Regions from separate parts of the Homo sapiens genome. Here region 1 is linked to region 2. The links are chromatin loops, found by intact Hi-C in ENCODE. Cell type or tissue: heart left ventricle. All regions are shown on one strand. Links, peaks and the distances in the headings refer to the core of each region. The heading gives the core; the rest is flanking DNA.

Region 1 (10,289 bases), core at 1,406-9,405, 56 kb after region 2:
TAGCCCACCCTAGCGTGTCTTCCAGAGAGGGTCAGAGCCCTGTAGGATGCCACATCCCCAGGCAGAGCCTGGCAAGACCCCAGACCTTGAGAGAGCCTATAGGGAGGAGAAGAGGTGAACTAGTGGATATGAGGAATAAACCCAGGACAGAGTGGTGTCTCCCTAGGGTTACAGATTGGAGCAGGTGGTGGGCACTCCAGGACCCCCGCTGCAGGGCCCGCACCTCTCTGCTCACCTCTCTAGGGAGGGGTGAGCTGGAGGCAGCAGGAATGACTTCACATTTTTGTTGCTGTAGCTGCTGGGCTGAAAATAGTCCTTTCTCGGGCAGGCTGGCTCAGGGTGTGAAAAGCTCCGTTCCCAGGGAGCGGCAGGAACCAGCCAGGGAGAAAAATTAACCACAGGCCTGGCGCTGGCTCGCTTAAGAGAAGAGCGTGGCTCAACTCTCCAGCACTGTATACCGATACGTTTGTTTAAGACGGTAACCACGAACTCGGGAGCAGTTCGAGATGCCCTCAAATGCTCCCTCATTCAGACAGCATCTGCAGGCACACCGGTTACCATTTCCTGAGGGCTTCCTGCCCGGGGTGCTGTGCTAAAAGCTCCTCGCCTTGCAGTGTCTTATCCTCTAGAGACCCTGGACAGAGCTGGTATCATATTCATTACACAGATGTGGAAACTGAGGCTGGGGTAAATCAAGCAGGCTGCCTAGGGTCACACAGCAAGAAGCTGCAGAGGGGGGATCAAGAGCCAGGGCTGACCTCTGCCCTCTGGGGGAGTTTCTGTTATTCCTGTTTGCTTAGGGGGACAGGTGGCCCCAGCACTTCCCTGGCAAGCAGCTCAGGCTATACAGAGGCTTTGGTTCTTCACTTCCTAGGCTGCCTGCTCAGGAGAACACACAATTCAGAAACTGTTCCTGCAGCCCTTTGAAGGGATGGTCAGAAATAGAGGCGCCTTCTCCCCATGTTGGAGGGAATGGCTGGGGCTAGAGGGAAGTCGGGGCACTTCTGTACCTCTGCCCAGGAGCCCCAGAATCTAAACTCCCACATCAGTGTGATCACAGGGAGCTTGTCTATTCCCAGCACAATTCCCAACCTTCATTTCCACCCAAAAGTACACCAGATAATTAAGTCTCTCTCAGGCCTCCTCAATATAATGCAGATTAATTTATTATTTAAATCTGAGTAGAATATTAGCTCATTGTCTTAATAGTTCTGATAATGGGGGGAGCACAGGATAGAAATCCTCTCACTCACCCCCTCCCCAGCCAGAATGGAAAGACCCCAGGGGCTTGTCAGGCAGCTGGCAGAGTGGCTGCATGCAGCATAGCTGGGGGCCAGGCTCCCCAGTGGGTGGCAGGTGGCTACAAGTGTGTACCTCCAAATTGACTCTCAATGCAGGCCCCACCTTGAGCTCTGCCTGCCCCACCCCATGCCCAAGAAAGAAAGAAGAATGAGAAGGCAGGAGAAGCAGGAACCAGAAGCAATTTCCCAAGCTGGAGGCTGCTGGGAGACCCCTCCTCCTGGTTGATGGGGACTGGGTGAGGATGGGCAAGCACACTGGTGCCAAGGTCCTAGTGTCAGGGGCCCTGCACTCTGAGAGCCGGGAAGCCTTTCAGCATTGCAGTCTTCCCTTCTCAGAAATGGTTCTGGGGATATAGATATCTTCACCAAACGATCCAGAGAGCACTTTTGGTGGGGTTGGTTGTGGGGGAGATACTATGGAAACTGGGGGAATGGGGGCATAAATGGTCTTGGCTTGGCCAGCACTCTGCTTCCCCACTCCCACCCATCTTGTGTCCTGGAGGACCAAGGTAAGGCATTAGAGTGGCTGCCGTCTCTTCCTGTGATGCACACTTCTTCCCCATAAAGGATCTCTGGCGAGGACACATCCAGGCAGGTGGGCAGAGGAGTTGTCCTGGCTGCCTCTATTTCCCAGTAGAGTTGTCTTCTCAGCCTCCTGATCTCCACAGCCAGAGACAGAGATAATGAGAACTTTAACAGTCAGAATACACATCAGCACTGGGAGCTGTGGACCTTCCAGCTAAGTGCCTCTGTTAAGGACTTGACGTTTGTGTCCCCCTGCCACCCAAATTCTTATGTTGAAACCTGTATTGGGAGGTGGGGCCTTTGGGAGATTAATTAGGTGTAGATGAGGTCAGGAAGGTGAGGCCCTCATGATGAGATTAGTTAGTGTCCTTAACAGAATAGAAAGAGACCAGAGCTCAGTCTCCCTCCAACATGAAAGGACATAGCAAGAAGGCGGCTGTCTGCAAGCCCAGAAAAGAGCCCTCACCAGACACTGAATCTGCTAGCACCTTGATTTTGGACTTCCCAGCCCCCAGAACTGTGAGAAATAATTGTCTTGTTTGTATGCCCCTCAGTCTGTGGTTTTTGGTATGGCAGCCCAAGTTGCCTAAGACAACCTCACTATGCTGATGTGGAGACTGAAGCCTGAAAGGTCAAGTGATTGACTGTCAGTGAAGAGTGGGTTGGTTCCAGACTAAATGATGTGACTGGTGTTCCAGATGTCAGTGTTACCCCTTGAAATGGACCGAGTATCCATGGTGGGGCAAGGGGCTTGGCAAGGCAGGATGAAGGTATGTAGAAGACTGGGATGTGATCCTGTGCCCAGGATGCTGACAGAGTAGATAGAGTAGATACAGTTTAAGCAGCTGTCCTGACAGATGAGGACACTGAGACCCAGGGTTGGTAGCAGGAGGGGCTGGCACCCTACCTCTCAATGTCGTGCACCCTACCATGTTTGAAGCTTCCCTGGCTGCATCCTAACTTTGGAATAGTGGTTCAGGGTCATGTTTACCCTGGTGCCTTCCAGGTCTGGAGTGGTGCAGGAGCCGTTGGCACAGAAGGTACTGAATCCAGCCAGAAAAAATATACGGGACACATCGTGTGGCTGTGGTTTCTTCACACCATCCAGTCATACAGCTGGCAATTAATTTCCCCTATAAATGAAACACCTTTCATATCACTTTATCTAGAGAGCTTGAATTGACAGCCGCGGGTGTAATTTATACATACTTTTTACCCATCTGTTAGCATTCAGGCTTCAGGCTGCTTGCATTTTTTTTTCTTCAATTCTCTCCCCAAATTGAAAGGATTAGGTTAGGATTAGGTAAGTGTTTTAACCAGATATTCAGAAAGATGGATGGCAATATTTCCAGATGGCTAATGCCCAGGGGAGGCCTCACACAATGGTGGCCAGGTGGGGCTCAGTGATCTGGGAAATTGCCTCCACCTGAGAGCCCAGCAGCCTCCTCAGTCCTGATGCTGGAACTGCAGAGGGCCCCAGGGACTCTCCAGGCCCGCCCCTTCATTTTACAGATGAGAAAACTGAGGCCCAGAGAAGCAAAGGGACTCTCACTAGGTTTTGCAGCTGGCCAGAGGCAGGCCTGGCTGCAGTTAGTACTGGAGTGAGGGTAGCTCTGCTTTACCCTGAGAGGGGCAGGCGGTGGGTTTGGGAGGCATGGATACAATCTGGAAGTACTTGGATGGCCATGGGACAGTTTCTCTTGTCCCTCAGTGTCCATGAAAGTGGGGTTTACATAAATTGAAAGTACAACCAAATTAGGTCAATTTCTGGAGGGCTTTTTTCTGATCATGTGTGTGCATGTATGCATGCATGCATGTGTGTGTGTGCATGTGTGCGTCTGAAATACTGAGGAGCTCATGAGGGTTGTGCCACACCCCTGGACATCCACAGCCCTGCTATCAGTGTCCAAATGACCTTATTTCCTCTGACACTGTGTGCCTTCTTCTCCTAAGAAGTCTTGTCTTCCTGACCACTCCAAGGACCTTGGGGGCTAGGACCATGTTGGAGCCCTTGGGGACCTCCACAACTTGGCCTAGTCACTCTTCTCTGGGAAGCTCTCCCCCACCAGCTCTCCTGTCCCCCCATATCCCTGGAGCTCCCAGGTAGGAACCAATTGAGTCCCCTCAGGCCGGTGTGGGAGGCAGGGCTCAGTTTGTGTGGCTGGACAGCATCATATCATCTCTGGCTTAGGGTGGGCAGGGGCTAGTGTATGCCTGTCTTGCATTTCTTTGGGGAAACATTTGTCCCCAAGACATTTATATGTGTATTAAATGATGACTGATGTGTAGTACAGCCCTGCCTTAGGCTCCTAGGAGGTAGACATGAACACTACAGGGTCCTGTCCTCAGAGGTCACACAATGACTTCTGGTCCTGGGGATGGCCCACCTCTGCCACTCAAGGCCACAGCAAGGTGCTGATGGCTCCTGCTTCCTTCATCACCTCCCTCTTGCCCAGGCTCAGCCTTGGAGCCATTAGCCATGTGACTCTGTCTGGTTAGAATGAGTAAAGCAGTTTTGTATTAATGCAGGGACCTGGGGAGATTTGGCCATTAAATGTTACATTAGACCCAAGGTGTCCTGTACACGCTCCCGGTGGAGTTTTTCAGGCAGCCTTGGCTGGGGGGCCTCGGTGAGGGGGAACGTGCTGGAACTAACAACCAGGTGGGGAGGAGGGGAGGCTGGGCTGCGCTCTCCTCCTGGAGCTCCGAGGACATCCTAGAGAACTGAGGAGGAAGGGCAGGCACGTCCTTGCTCCCATTCAGCCCCACCAGGCCTTGCTGGCCATGGCTGGGTGCCCAGTTTGTCTCAGGCCCAGTGTGAAGCATCCAGGCTCAGCCCGCTGTCCCAGGGCAGCCCTGATTTCACTTCTTCTACCATCTGAGGAGCATTTCCTCCATGTCAGACCAGATGTCCTCAGCTTCAGCTCCAAAAATACAGCCACAGGAGGGAAGGGAGGCACAGAGGAGAAGTGGTGTCTCCTTCCTTGGAGGAGGTGGGGCCCACAGGGAATAATTAATAAATGGCACCGGTTCAATTTAAAATACAACTAACTGTATCCTGTGGGGCAGGTGATTATTGCAATGAGTGGCCTGGAGGGGAGAGCGAGGATATTGGCTGCAGTCATCTAGTCTTTCTGTCAACCTATTTACCCCTTGCAATCACCTACTCATCCACCTATCTACCTACCTAACTACCCATCTGTCTAACTAGCCATTCCCCTGCTTATCCTCCAAGGACCTTGGACAAACTACAGACCCTCTGGGCCTTGGTTTCCCTGTTGCAAATGGAGATAACAATTCTCCCCTGATCTCCTGAGCTTGTTTAAAGGATTGGATGGACTTAAAGATGATCCGTAAAGTGGTGCAAGGAATGTGAATATTAGATAGTGGATGCATTATTTTTGTTGTCAACGTTACTACCACCACAACCGTATCTGCCGCTGCTGATACCTAGACCGTTCTTGCCTTGAGATCATTTTCAGACTGTCTCTCCCCGCTGGACCAGTGACTCTGGACATCCACTGAAGGAAGGCTTGGGATTTGTTTTTAAAGATCTCCCAGCCACGGAGGGTGGGGCAGATCCTGAAGGAAGCTCCAGCCAGCCAGCTCCCTGTCTGCTTTCCAGATGCCAGGGAGCTGGCTCCTCCCTACCTCCCAGAACTCAACAATGCTGTGTGTGTGTGTGTGTGTGTGTGTGTGTGTGTGTGTACACACACGGGGGAGATGGGAACTGGGGAGCAGGCCTGTGGGGGCTGTAAGTGCATTAGTGGCTGGGATGGTTGCTGGGAGACGGCAGACAGATGCCGGATATGTTTGTATTTTCCAATGTTAAGGCCTCAGAACCAGAAAAAACAAACCAGGAGTTTCAAAATGAGGAGGCTAATTGTTCGGATGGGAAGATATTATTTACAGTAATGGGGCAATTAGGTAGGAGGGGTAGAAAGAGTCAGGGTGGTTTGGCTGCGGCAGCCTAGTCCAGCCCCCATGGGGACGAGGTGGCAGCCAGGGACTATTATCTTGAGTCAGACCATCTGCTTTGTGGTCACCCTCTATCTTGCAAGATCACCCTCTTTTGGGGAAGGTGCATATTAAACAGAAGGGGACACCTATCCACCCAGGGTTTCAGGAGTGGCAGCCAGCTTGCCTCCCCACTCACCACTAGGCTTGTGGCCTGGGGAGCATTCTATTCTTGAAGGCCCAGTGCAGTCCTCCTCCCTCAGGAAGTCCTCCTGACGACTGCAACTCACACCCATTCCCCCTCCTCAGAACTCCCCTGAATCTCCACACCTGAACTGCAAAGACCCTAGATGACACGGTGCGTCACCGAAACCGCAAAGACCCTAGATGACACCGTGCGTCACCCAAACCGCAAAGAACCTAGATGACACAGTGCGTCACCCAAACCGCAAAGACCCTAGATGACACGGTGTGTCACCCTTTACCTGGGGCATTTCCTTTATTGGGTGCCCCACTGGCTCCTGCTGGCACAAAGCTGGGCCTGGCCAGACTTGTGGACAAAGGATGAATTACCCAGGGGCTTTGGGAGGGTGAATGGAGGAGGAGAAGAAAGGGATAAAAATCAGCAGCAGCAGCTCAATGGAAGGAACAAATTAAAAAAATGACGAACATGGCTTCTGTAGGGACCCATGCCTCCAGGCCCACATTCATCCACCTGCTTGCCAAGTCGTGACATAAAGAAATAAAGATGGAAGTTGAGAATCCACACTCAATACGCACCAAACTCTTAGATCTCAGATTGATTCTCACTAGTCATTTGAGAATACTTAAAAACTAGATCTCAGAAAAAAAATTTTTTTCCCTTTGAAGCAGAAATGGCCCATTTGCAAATTAATGGCTGGGTGGGCCAAGATACCCTCTAGAAAGGGAGAAGGGATGGCTGTCAATAGCTGAGGAAGGGAAGGTGGCTGGGGTGAGGGTCATCACAGTGCATGCTACTGCTGAAGGGGGCTTGGCCCAAACAGCACAGCGAGCCCATGGGAAGTCCACATGGCGACTCCCGGGAAGGTTGCTTTCAGTCCACCGGGCACATTTCCAATACAAGGAAACAGATTGTGCTGTGCCTCGTCTCTGGACAGTTGCTAAGAAGAGGCTCGGCCGCTGGTAGCACAGTCTGCAAGAAGGGCTGTGGAACCCTGAGCCACCTGTATGGGAATGAACAAGACGTCTTACGGAGGCGCCTTGCAATTGTAGAATTCTCTAAGGAACATCTGGGCAGGGCTCCATAATCTCCCCCTCTCCGTCCTGTTAAGCTCTCCTTCCTTTTCTTACACAGTACCTGCTACCAACCACACTGCCTTCTGGGTTAGTTTGCACCTATCTTCCTAGTCTTGTCTGCACCCTTACTTCCCACTACCTTTTGCTTTCAAAATTCTACCCATCCCTAAGCCTCCCCTGACTTCTGCACGTGTGGCCAAACAAGGGGCAACTTGTTTCCAGTGCGTAGCTTTTGTCTTCCCAAATGGGAGCTCCTGGAGGGTGAGAACCTGACGGGAGTGGGGATGGGATTGGGAAGGGGACGTGTCTTCTGTGGATTAGAGCTAAACCCTAGAGCCTCACAGGGGGCAACGCCCTAGCCTGTCTCTGTCCCTCCGCCTCCTGAGACTTATTTCTTCTCCTTCCTTTGCTTATAAAAGTGGAAAAGTAGAAAAGACCTGGACCATCATTCTGCTTGTTAAAAATAAACACAAGAGGCAGGCTCTGGGTTAGATAAACAGGGGAGTGGGGGGAGGGTCTCCCAACTGCACCATCTGCCCTGTGCTACCCCATACTGATTCTAGCACACTCCCTCTGCATAAAGGCCCTGGGCTGGCAGGAGAGGAGGCCCATGGCCTGCTGCAAGGTTTGAGAGAGCTCCCCACCACCGAAGTGTGTGCATGTGCCGAAGTGTTTTGGCAGAGGGGCTTCAGCCAGCGTTTCTCAAAGCAGGACAATGACATCATCAGTGTGGGTGGAGGCTTTCATCCCTGAATGGCTGGAGAGTGGCTCCAAGGCTCCCCTGGAAGGCCTCAGGAAGAGGGTCCAGGCTTCCCTGCCCACATCTTCATTGGTATGAAAGGGTGGGGAGCAGACCCTGATTCCTCGGCTCCCTCTCCCTCTCCCTCTCTGTGTCGGGGCTGGGGGTGGTCACTGACATGGAATCCTGAGCCTCCTTCTGTGTTCACAAGCTCAATCCCTTTTGCGCATAATTCATCCGCCCTCCATTCGCCAGATATTTACTGCTCACTCTGCCCAGCGAGATGTCAATTCAACAAATATTCAGTGTGCATATTCTGAGTGTCAAGCTCTAAAATAGATGCTAAAAATTTAGAGGTTTCTGCAACTGAATATGGGCCTGACGTGTATCTGTGAGATTCTCCTCACGCTCTATAATCCTTGGCCTTGAATCTCAGCACTGCTACGTACTGGCTGTGTGACCTGGGGCCAGTTACTAACTTCTCCCTGCCTCAATGTTCTCATCTGTAATTGGGGTTGCTGTGCTGATTAAATGAGTTAACATATGCAAAATGCTCGATCAGAACCTACTATACTGATGTCCCAAGTTCCTACTATGTGTGAGACCCTGACCCTGAGCCCATTCTCTTGACCCCAGGGTGCTTACCCTGCATTTGGTATCCAGGCACCTGTATAGACCCCCTGTGTGGGTAGGGGTGGATCCCCCCTAGCATCCCCGTCCTGGACTGCAGCTCAGGAGTCCAGAGCCCGAGATAGGTCTGGAGACACTGTAGGCAGCCGGGCAGGAGCTGTGTCTGGACGCTTTGACGAACTCCCTGAGAGAGGCAACCGTGGGAGGAGGCAGCGGGCATCATCTGTGAGTCCTTCGGGGGTGCTGGACTCCATTTATGGTGAGGTCACTTATGAATATTAAATTCTTTGCTCCAGGCTCCAAAGATTCCCACTGCCCTGCTCTACCCAAAAGCCAAGGTTACAGCCGTAATAAACAAAGCTGCCCTTCTCCAAGAGAAACATGCTCTCTCTCTCTCTCTCTAGCATGCATACACACACACACACACACACACACACACACACACACGCGAACGATGCAGTTTCAGAGGAGGAAGGAGGGAGGTGGGGAGGTGCAGGGGTGGGCTAGTTCCTGGGTATGGGGTGTTTCTCTGCACTGTCCATGGCCCCGACAGGCTCAGGAGGGGCCCTCCAGACGAGGCTCCCCATTCCCTTCTGCCTCCCCGTACCTCCCTCCCGGAGTAAGATTCTGAGAGACACTAGGTATGGTCACCAAAAGAACTTGAGTTGACTCTCAGAAAATAAAGGGAGTTTCCAGGAGAGGGTGCTGTTGGAACATCCTGTGTGCGTGACGCGGGCTCCTGGGCTTGCGGCCTGCAGAAGGGCACACACAGCCTGCCAGCTTCAGGTGCAGACAGAGGCTGGGTGGGGCTGCTCGGAAAGGAGGAGGGGGCATGTAACTGTAACTTTGGTGCACTTTTTAAAGACATAGCCTGAGGGCAGGACCCAGGAACCTACCTTTTAACCAGCACCTCTAGTTCTGGCTGATTTAGGTGGCCTGGTGCTGAGGACAGGCTGAGAAAGGCTGGCGAGAGACTAGGATCCTACATCCTCCCCTCCCCACCACACTTCAGAGACCCTGGGCTGCAGAAGCGGGAGCAGAGGGGCCAGTCTGAGCCCTTTGCTGGACATCCTGCCCCAGAGAGCGCGGCCAGGGTCTTGTTTCTCTATTCTCCCCCAGGGGAGCAGAAATGGAGCCTGGAAGGGTTTCTCGGTGTTTCGGTAGGCTGAGTCCCTGAGTTGGGTTTGGGGTCTGCTGCTGAGTCCCTGAGGGGTGTCTGGGGCCTGCAGCTGGGGTCTGGGGTCGGTAGTCACAGTGCTGGCATCCAAATGTGTGTGTGACTCAGAGTTGTCACCTCGTGGGGTAGTGCTGCCGCCAGACAGCCTGGGGCTGAGTTACAAGGACACAATGATTAAGATGATTAAGCAGAGGAGGGGGGAGCAGGGAGAGAGAGGCAGGCATGAAGACAATGCCCGCAAGGATGGGGTGGCAGATGCAGGGAGGCAGAGGCCCAGGGAGGGGCAGAGGGACGGGACAGTTGGAAAGAAGGCAACTCTTTCCAAAAGAGAAAGGGAGGCATAAGTCCGATGCATTCCGTGTCTCCCATAGAGCTTCCCCTGAGAAGCTGAAGAGGAGAAGAGGCAGAGAAGGCAGACAGGGAAATGGCCACGGGAGGCCTGGAAGCCTCATGTCGCCTGTGTGCCCGCAGGTCTCTTTCTCTGTCTCCCACCACCACCATCCTCCTCCTCCTTATCATCTACCCTTTGAGTATCTACGCTATGCCAGGCCCCACGTGGACCCAGCTTTTATCCTCTTCACAACCCTTCAAGGCAGGTATTAATATCTCCACCTTACAGAGAATGAGAAGGAGGCTCAGAGTGGCGAGAGCCCGGACTTTGACCCAGGCTTTGTTAGCGCCA
Region 2 (10,289 bases), core at 1,414-9,413:
AGGGAGGCCAAGATGCTTTCCTGCTCCGGGGTTCCTCACCCTTAGACCCACCCTTCCACTCAGAGGGTGGATGGGTTTCAGGGACTCATGTGTTCAGGACCAGACCTTCTGTCCATGTTCTTCACTGAACCAGAGCCAGGCCCTTTCAGCTTGTGGCTGGTGCCTCCACTCTCCCGTCCAGTTGTCCTGTATTTGATTTGAACCCAAGGTTGAATTACTGGTGCCAGGCTGGCACTCCCAATGCTGTTGTGATTTCTCAGATGCAGAGAGAAGTTCACCTGCTCTCACCTCCCTCTTGGACCAGCTGCCATCCCTCCCACTTCTTGACAAGCACCACTCCCCCAACTCCCCACTTTATCTGTCACTGTCCCTCTGGGGAAACTTCCCCAGTGCTTATGTGGTGCTGAGTCTTCTCTCCTATGCCTCAGGTTGAAGGTCTATGTTCAAGCTCTCTCTCCCAACTACTCCTCCCAAACCCATTCTCATGTCTTTGCCCAATTGCCCACTCACGTCCTTCTCTGTACTCTGGCCTCTGGTACTCCTGCCACCCATCTACAAGTAAACCATCAGTCATTCTTCCACCTAGCATCCATTATTAATCCAGCATCCATCCACCATTCATCATCCATCCATTCTCCATCCATCTATCCATTCTTCCATCCATTTATTTATCCATCTATCCATCCATCCATTCATCCACCATTCATCCATCTATTCATTTCTTCATCCATTTATCCATCCATCCATCTATCCATCCATCCCCTGATTTAGTCATCCATCCATCCATCCATCATCTAGTCTTCTATCCATTCCTCTATCCATTTATCCATCCAGTCATCCATCCATCCATCCATTCAACATCTCTCCTTCTATCCATTTCTCCATGAATCCATCCATCCATCCATCCATCCATCCATCATCTATCCTTCTATCCTTTCCTCCATCCATTTATCCATCCATCCATCTATCAATCAATCCAGTATCCATCATTCATCCATCCATCCACCTATTCCTCCATTCATCCATGAATTCCTCTATCCATGCATCCATCATCTACCCACCATATATCCTTATGTATCCATTCATCAACCATCCACCATCCATCCATCTATCCATTCCTCTATCATCCATCATCTACCATCCATCCATCCATTCCTCTATGCATACATCCATCATCCCTCCATCTACCATCAGCCATCCACCATCATCCATCCATCCATCCATCCATCCATCCATCCATCCATCCATCCACCTACCATTCATCCACTCAACAATAAGTATCAAGGGCATGCTTGATGCCAGGCCGTACACTAGTACTGGAATAAGGTCTAGTCGTAGACTGCAGGAGGCCAGGTAGGAGTAAAGAATGTAAGCAATCTATTAGGCAATTATGTCACAAAATCAGACAAGGCTTCCTGTAGGAGGTACTCTCTAAGTTGGGCTCTAAAGGGCAATGGAGGAGGCCCTCATGTTCTGTTTCTGCTTGACTTAGGCCCCCTGGCTCTGAGTTCTGAACTCCCAGAATGCTGATGCTTGTATCACATTATATGGGGGCTCTGGAAGGCAGGAAGCTCCTTGAGGTGGGAGCCTTGCAGGCACCCTAGGGTAGGGACTGAACACTCCTTCACATGAACATTCCTTTAGAATGGGAGATAGAGGAGGCAAAACCCCCATTTGAATGGGGTCTCTCTGATGGCAGGGATGGTTTTCTCTATTTGTCCTCATCTTTCCCACTACCCAGGCCAGGACTCGGATGCTGGAGTTTTTAGACTGTGATTGAAGGATGTCTTTAGCTGCTTTGCTGACTAAGGAGACCTCCATGCCTCACTGCTGCCCTCTGGGTCAAGGCTCAGATTCCTGTCAGCCCCAGCTCTCCCTCTGGCTTGGCCCACTACCTGCATCTATGAGAATTCCTAGCAAGTTCCTGTGCGGTCCCAGTCTCACCCTGAGTGCTTTACCACTGGCAAGTCTTACTGAATATTTACTGATGGGCCCAGTGGAGCCAAGCAGGGAAGAAGACACAACCCAGGGATTGTAAAGGGGGCCTTCATGTGCTCTAGGCCTGGGAGGAGGAGCCTTGGACTGGGAAGGTGGCCTGAAAGTTGTAACTAGAGTTAAAGGCTCACTCTTTATGTTAAACCTGGTGGTCCTTAAATTGACCTGGTAGGGAAGTTAAAGCAAAAGTAAAAACAGCAAACATTTACTTAGAGCTTATCATGTGCTGGCACTGACTGTTCTAAGTGCTTGACTTCTGTTGACAGAATTCCACTTCACTATGAGGCAGGGAATGTTACCATCCCATTTTACAGATGGAAAAGCTGAGGCACAGAGAGGATAGGCAGCTAGCCCAGGCCCACAGAGCTGGCATCAGCAGTCAGCATGTGCAGTTTGGCTCTTGAGCATGTTCTAACCACTCTCCTTCTCTGCCTCTCTTAGCAGGAGCTCTTTCAGAGAATGGGAAACACAGGTCCAGAGAGGTTCAGACCTGCCCTCCTGACACACACACAGCAGGTCCATAACCAAACCAGGCTCTGTCTTAGGTACGATGATCCCAGACCAGGGGCTCCTCCCTCTTCACCATGTATCCTGGGCACTGGAGAATGCAGACCTGCTGGCCCACTGCTTCCAGAGCCCCTGTTTACCCCTTTCACCAGGCAAAGGTGGTGAATTCACACATGGGTGCATGTGTACACACATGCCTGAGTCATGCCTTTTCTATCCAGAACAAAACTAGCAAGCAGGCTGCCTTTTTCTCTAGAACACAAATGAACACAGAACTGAGAAGTAGGTCATGAAGGCCCTTAGGGTTTATTAATCCCTTCATTGATTCAACAAACGTAAAATATTTACAGTCCGTGTATTAAAACTCTTGTGCACTTTGCTCATAGAAAGCCCACTCTAGGGCTATTAACTGCCAGTTTACAAACAATGTTGACAAGCTGCTCACCTGCCCCCCTCCACAGAAATGTAAGCGCCCTGACCCTGACCCTGGATAGAGTGTGGCCCACTCCTACTCCTGGGTGGCCTGGTCATTCCAGTTCCCATCGTTAGAGCTGATTTGCCAGCTCTAACAATTTTATTATATACATAACAATATTATGTATGTAATAGTACATACATGTATGTATGTATGTATGTATGTATGTATGTATGTATTATTTTTTGTAGAGATAGGATCTCACTATGTTGTCCAGGCTAGTCTTCAACTCCTGGGCTCAAGCCATCCTCTGGCCTTGCAAAGTGCTGGAATTACTTATAGGCATGAGCCACTGTACCCAGCCACTGATTTAATCATACAGGCCAGGAGGCGCTGAGAAAGGCTGAGGCCTGGCAGACCAGGCAGAGCAGCGGCCACTGGGTGAAGCAGGAGGCTCAGGAAGGTAGCAGGGAGACGTGGGTGGTGCTGCAGCAGGAAATGGCCCTGTCCCTGTCCTGGGCATCCTGACAGCGCCACCCTGCATGGAGACAAACTGGGGGCAGGAGGAAAACTTGGTTTTATACTGAATAAGGAAACCGAGAGCTTGGGGTGCATTTTAGAAGGATGTTTCCTTCAAGCAGTTAAAATGAAAGTTTAAAAGTTTTGATGCTTGAAGGAGGCAATCCTCAGCCAGCTGAAAACTCTGTTATACATAATACTTAATTTCCAGATGGTTCATGTATAATACAGAAGTCTGTAATATGCAGCCCCAGGAATTTTTCCTCCCATGCCAAATGCCATGTGGCATCTGTAAACCACTCCTTTCTTTTCCAAGCACGTCCACATCTCGTTTGATTCCCATGATAGTCTTGTGAGGCAGGGAAGTCGGGTATTAACCCTATTTTACAGAAGAGGAAATAGAGACCCAAAGGGGTGCTGTGTCTTGTACAAGTTACAACTGGGACCAGCCACAGGGCCAGGGCTCTGGTGGGCTAGTCCAGGGACCCTGCCAACTCCTGAGCTCCTCTCCTTGCTGGCTAGGAAGGCGGCAGACCCTCAGCGATTGGAAAAGCAGGAATTCTCCCTAAATCCACCATGTCTGCCCTGTGGGTTGTGGCGGTGAGGGGGTGGGGGGCGGTGCGTGGAGGCTGGTTCTTCCTCCTCCTTCCAGACACCCTGCTGCACTGACGGCTCCTCCACTGCTCCCCACGGTGCTGAGCTTGTCCTGCCTCCTGCATGGCTAATTGGGAGACTGGGCAGAGACGCTCAATGCGGGGGTGACAGAGAGATAGATACATGGATTGATTGATTGACGAGAGGAAGTCGTACAGGTTGGCTAGTGGGAGGGGGACAAATTTGGCTTCCCCAGGCTTGTTATCTCATTTATGGGGCTGGGGGAGGGGAGACACTCTGTCCTTCCTGAGCTGCTAAATGCTGTCACAAAAACATTTATTAATATGCAAATTCTAAGTGGCAATCTGGACCCAGTCGGGTTGTGCTAATTTGCACATTAATATCTGTCTTCAGGCCGGCCTCCGCTCTAGGGAGGGAGGCAGAGGGACTGGGGATGAGGACAGGGGAGGGAGGACACATAGGTGGGGCAGGGTGTAGAGGGGCCCTGTTGGGGGCCTGTGGCTTGTCCAGACAGGGGCGGGCAGGGACTGAAGCCAGCCTGCAGCGGAGGAACTGGAAAGCACCGAGACTCAGCAGGTTCAGAATGTAATGTAGACACAGGCCTGGGACACTGGCCTGGAGGTCCCCTGGGCCATGTTGGGAGCCTTGCCAGGAAAGGGACTCTGCAGAAGCCTTAGCCTATGGAGGGTGGTGGTGTCAGGAAGCAGAGCAAAGTGAAGGTGGTAGGAGAAATAAATGGGGAACATCACGGGTCACTTCAGCTGGCCAGAGTGGCTACTGTCATCCCACTTGCCATCATGAGCTCCTTTACTCATGAGCAGAATGGCTAAGGAGCCCCTCCTGCTTTATCTGCTCCTTCTTGGACCAGGACCCATTCTTCACACAGGTCACCCAGTGAGGTGGCCAGTCCTGCCTGTCCCAGAGCCACCTGCCCTCCTCAGTGGACTCATATCCCTCATTAAACTTACTAATGAGTACGGAACCATACGTCTCTGATTTGCTGGGTCAGTCCTCATTCCAAGCCTTTTCTCCCTTTGTCCTCATAAATACACACTTATATTTGTCAGGCTGTGTGTCTGATTTTTTTGTTAAGGAAATGTGATCACTAGGCTGGGCGTGGTGGCTCACGCCTGTAATCCCAGCACTTTGGGAGGCTGAGGCGGGTGGATCACTTGAGGTCAGGAGTTCGAGACCAGCCTGGCCAACATGGTGAAACCCTATCTCTACCAAAAATATAAAAAATTAGCCGGGTGTGGTGGCATGTGCCTGTAATCCCAGCTACTCCGGAGGCTGAAGCAGGAGAATCTCGAATCGCTTGAACTCGGGAGGCGGAGGTTGCAGTGAGTGGAGATCAAACTGCTGCACTATAGCCTGGGCAACAGTGCAAGACTCCATCTCAAAAAAAAAAAAAAAAAAGAAAGAAAGAAAAGAAAGAAAATGTGATCACCTCTAACTAGATTAATGCCGTGGTGGTGGCAATGATAGGCATGTCAAGGGAAGTAGGGGTTGCTACTGGCTGTAGTTTCTCCCCATCTTAGCTTGTCCATGCCACCTGGTTAATCAATTAGTCAGTAGTCAATTAGGCCAGTAGTTAACTGAGCCAATGTCTCCCCTCCCCTCCACCTCCCCCAGCCCACAATACCCTCTTGCCTACTGGCTTTATTCTAACCTGATTCATTCTGCAAACCCTGCCTTGGGCATGGAGCCAGCCCTCCCTGACCTCCTGTCCAGAATGCTTTTTCTATGATATTGTGCCACACACCTACAGTTTTGTTTCTCTAGTGGTTTCAAGTGCGAATCCTGTTTTCCCATCTACATGGGAGCTCTCTGCTCCACAGTACCTGGCAGAGACCCCACATGTGGACTATTTTCAATATGTATTTATTGATTTTCCAAAGTACTTTCATCAGTTAACACATTTTACCTTCATATAAGTCTGTGAAATGACAAGGCTGTTATTTTCAGATACTACACTCATAGTGCTCAAGTGTGACATTTATTGAAACTTCAAAAGTTTAGATTTAAGAATTAATTTAATCCAAATAAACTAAACTTGCAATTCTAAATATGGCCACCAGGTGGTGGAATCTACCTTGGTATATTCTTTTTGCTTTGGGCATATTACCTGGAGATGATGAATGAATGTATTGATTTTTCTCACTCTTCTGCCACCTTAATTTGCCTACTCTTATATTCCAGGCACATACCCCGCTGTCCCCCTAAAGAATGTCTGCTCTGTGGACCTGCAGATGTACAAAGAGGATGACAATTATTATGTGATGTGTTGAAATAAACAGTGTTCTGGAAGCTTAGAGAAAGGAATAATTAACTCAATGAAGAGGAAGCCTTTACAGAGGTGGCAACATCAGAATGAGGTAAGTAAGGAGGAAATAAGGTGAGAGTGGTGGCTTACAGTGGTAGGAGGCTGAGCGAGGATACCTTGCGGTCGTGGGGAGAGACGGGAAGGCAGTGCTGTGTGGAGAGGCCAGCTTGAGGGAGAACCAGCTTGAGGGAGAACCAGCTGATGGGAATGAGGAGAGTGAGGCGGAGAGCCGTACTGACTCAAAGACTGTCTAGATGATGGTGCCATTAACTGAGAGTGAGAACACACGCTTCCCCACTAATTATCCTTAGAAAAAGTCAAAATAGAACTTTTGATTGAATTAAATTAACTTGAACATGGTGCCATTAAACGAGATTGGAAAGTCTTCTAAAACAAGCCTATAAAGAAAAAACACCTAGGTACAATTCAGTCCCTTTCTCAATAATCTTTAACTGTTATGGTCCTAAATAGTCTCTCTTTTCCTAAATAGTTTCCTCTCTAGGGTTTCAAAGAAGAAGCCCTTGACTGCATGTTCACCTCTTCACTTTGTTCTCATACCTCAGGGTATGTACAGAGTGGGGCTCTGTGAATTCTCTTAGCATTAAAAAGGTGTTATTGTCTTCTGTAGGACAAGTTTGTACTCTCTCTCAGTGACCTGAAGAAGAAGCCACTGGCAGGCAGAAATGATGGACTGTGCCTCTCACTGGTCCTGGGGCTCTCTTGGCGATAGAGAGACGGCACGCACGGGGCTGAGCCTGCTGCGCTGTGGAGGCGGCTCCCCAGCCCCGGCTGGCCTCAGTGGAGGATGTGGGGCTTTTGCTTTGATCCTTGCCCATGGTACAGATTCTAGCAGTAAGAAGAGACAGATGGCCCCCAAGTTCCCCTGGTTCCTTGTCCTGGGCATTACTTTGTGCTGCCCCTTCCTCCCTGCCTTTTCCCGGCAACCAGGGCCATCCCGAGTGGGGGGCTGGGCCAACTGAACCCCATGGTGAAGCTGAACCCATGCCTCTGGGCCAGGCCTTGCTCCCTCCCCAAACCAGCAGAGCAGCAAGGGGCCCTCACAACCTGCCCTGGGACCCTGGCTGGCTTCTGCCTTGGTGGGATGAGGCCTGGATACCCAGAACCACACGCAGCCAACTGCTTCCTTGACCTCCAGCGCCCCTCTTCTCACGGGAGGCTGTTGTTCAATCCTGGAGATTCAGGATCCAGGGCCCACCTCGTGCTGGGCCCAGCTGAGTCCGGCTTGCCAGTCTCCACCCCGAGAGGACTGAATTCAGTTGCTTCTTCCAACTCCTTTGGACAAACCCAGAGTCTCGATGTAAAGTTGAGGACTCTGGTCTGGGGCTTTTTCTGGCCTCAGGAGGCTGGTGGAAGAGTCCAGGGCTGGCTGAAGCTGCAGGTTTTTCCTTGTACCCTAGCAGCCCTTCTGCGGGTGGGACTTTGTTTTGCAGCATCCTGAGCAGATCTTCATGTCCTGCTTTCCAGTCTGACCCTTTGCTCCTTCCAGCTGTAATCCCAGTAGATCTTGGTGCTGGCCCACAGCATCCCCAATCCTGGCGAAGGAGCCAAGGGCAGGGAGCCCCCTGCACTCTCTCATCAGAACAGAGGAAAGTAGGGCCTCATCTCACCTGGCCTGGGGCTGGGGGAAGCCAGCTTTCTCCCTAGTATTCATCCAGACCCTCCTCCTTCCCACCAGCTGATGAGGTTCTGTGGCCCTCTGTGGCCTTTATTGTCATTGTCCCTGCTTTAATGCCACACTCGGTGGAAGGCAGGAGTTGGGGGAGGGGGGAGGGTACTGTACAGCGCAGTGTGATTTGGGTAAATCCTTTGGGGCAGGTTTCATTGAGGGGAGAGAGGAGGGATCACCTGAGGTGTGAGAGGGGCTTCTCTAAAGGGAAAAAGAAAGGTGAGGCTGAGGTCTTCAATGCCAAGCTCAGCACATCTGTCAGGCTTGGTCCTAATGGTGCCAGAAGTCATGCACCATTGCGTGAAGAGATGGGGTAGGGAATACTGTCCCTTCTCCCCAAACAGGCCACCTGTGGCCTCTGACTGCACTCTGACGCTTCCTCCTTTCCCAGCTCCTCCTCTGTCTCCCTCTGCCCTTTGCTTCTCCTCTTCCCTCCCTTCCCTCCTCCTTCTCCTCCTTTCCCCCCTCCTTCTCTCTCCTTCTTCTCTGTCTTCCTCCTCCAGTCTCTCCCATCCTCCTCCTCTTCCTCCTCTCCCTCCCCAAGGCCAGTGGTGCCCTGGCCCTGGTTAAACCTGGTGTCATGCCCTCTCTAGCTTTCCTGTTGCATTTCTCGGTTACTAATGAGCTCAAGACAGCAGCAAACACCCTTCTAGGTCTGCTGCTGTCATTCATTAGCATAATGGGCCATACGAGAAGTAGTTATTGCAATAAGTGCGGTGGGGAGGGAGAAGCCAAAAAGTCCAACTTACATGGGAGTAGGGGGCCTCCCAGAGCCTCCACAGAACATGCTGAGGATGCCTCCCGAGCATGCCCTTCCAGTCTAAGCCCCGACACCCTCTGCTTCTGCCTGGAGCACCTCAGCCCTTGTCACCCTGGACCCTCTTGTCCAGGAGACCTTTTGCAGTGCCCTGAAGGGTGACCTGGGCCATGTCATCCATCGGTTAGTTACCAGGGACTTCCTGGGTGCTCCTGTGCACCTCTTGATGGCTCTTTCTGAGGCTTCCAGTGAAGGCTCTCGGAGGCACCACCCAGCACCTCATGAACAGACTGGGGTCCTGCCCTGGTGAAACAGGGTGGGAGTTAGCCCCCACCCCAAGTTCCTGATGGTTGGCTTAAAGTGAGAAGAAACACAGAGGAAATGAGGGGTCACTATGGTTGAGAGTTGGAGATGCACCTGAAACATGGAGCAGGCACCAGAGGCTGCTCTCAGGCTGTCGCTGTCTTGCTCAGATGTGACGAGATGGGGACCAGGTGGGGCACGGTGAGACATTCAAATTACTGATACCAATCTCCTTCAAGCAGCCCAGCCCTTCCCTGGGCCTCCCTAGATCAGATCAGAGTCCACACCCACAGGGCAGCCAGTCGGGCTGCCAAGCACTGCAGGCCACCGGAATGTAGGGCTCCTAAAATTTATGGCTAGACTTTATGACAATGGAAATATTTTTTTAATTGAGCCTTGCACCACCATTACACTGCTAATTTAATTATTCCCTATATTTCATCCATCACCATCTGATCTTCAGGAAGCAAATAGCTTGTCTTCTTGACAAGAAAGCACCAAATTGATTAAAATGTGTGTGGGAGGGGTGCTGGGCTGTGGTCTGCTCACCATGGCTGGACCTCTGGGTATGCTTGGGGGAGGTGGGAAGCATAGAAAACAGGACAGATGTCCACTCCCCCGTGCACCCACACACACCCCTGAGGATGGTCACCGCATCCTGCCCTCCCTGCAGCCTCACTGTCACACTGAGCGTCACACGTACAGGAGTGTGAGCGTGCACACAGTCAGAAATTTATAGACACAGCCTCCAGTATACCGCAAAATGCTGCCCCCACCCACACTGAATCTGGCACATAAAGCCATGCACAGTGAATCCACCCTGGTCACAAACACACACAGGCACAGAGTCATGCACGACTGTCTCACTCAGGGACACTGTCAGGAAGCAGTCTGGACTCCTCACGCTCACTCACGCTGCACAGATCCTTCAGGGATGGGCCCATGGAATATTCTGGGGCTCCAGGCTTGCTTCTGTGCAGGGTTTGGGGCCTCAGCCTGTTCTGTCTCACCCAGGAGTGAAGGCACAGCAGCTCTCTGCCAGCCAGCCCTGTTGGGATGGCCCCTCTGCCCCTGCTAGCTCCAGGATGGCTTCTAGGACACCTTGTCCACGCCCCCTCCCCACATGCTGTAGGTGGCATATGTCCATGAGCGTGCGCCACATGGGAGC

What was found. A loop is a pair of places that touch in the nucleus more often than their neighbours do. Peaks named below come from ENCODE experiments on the same cell type or tissue, not always from the same donor. Only the 100,000 strongest peaks of a DNase experiment are listed, where the experiment ranks them.
Region 1: it touches region 2 in a loop (4-fold over the local background); 13 of 110 quality-filtered maps call a loop at or near these places.

The regions. Positions count from the first base shown.
Region 1 is chr18:37,435,777-37,446,065 of GRCh38, forward strand. All of the region lies in intron 2 of CELF4 (CUGBP Elav-like family member 4), which reads right to left. Among named protein-coding and RNA genes, the nearest start is that of SNORA111, 26 kb to the right of the region's middle. In heart left ventricle, for the core only: a CTCF peak has its summit at 9,133 (motif pointing right); DNase peaks (open chromatin) are centred at 4,614 and 9,187; H3K27me3 peaks cover 1,127 bases.
Region 2 is chr18:37,379,906-37,390,194 of GRCh38, forward strand. All of the region lies in intron 2 of CELF4 (CUGBP Elav-like family member 4), which reads right to left. Among named protein-coding and RNA genes, the nearest start is that of SNORA111, 81 kb to the right of the region's middle. In heart left ventricle, for the core only: a CTCF peak has its summit at 6,111 (motif pointing right); no DNase peak of the experiment used is centred there; H3K27me3 peaks cover 1,952 bases.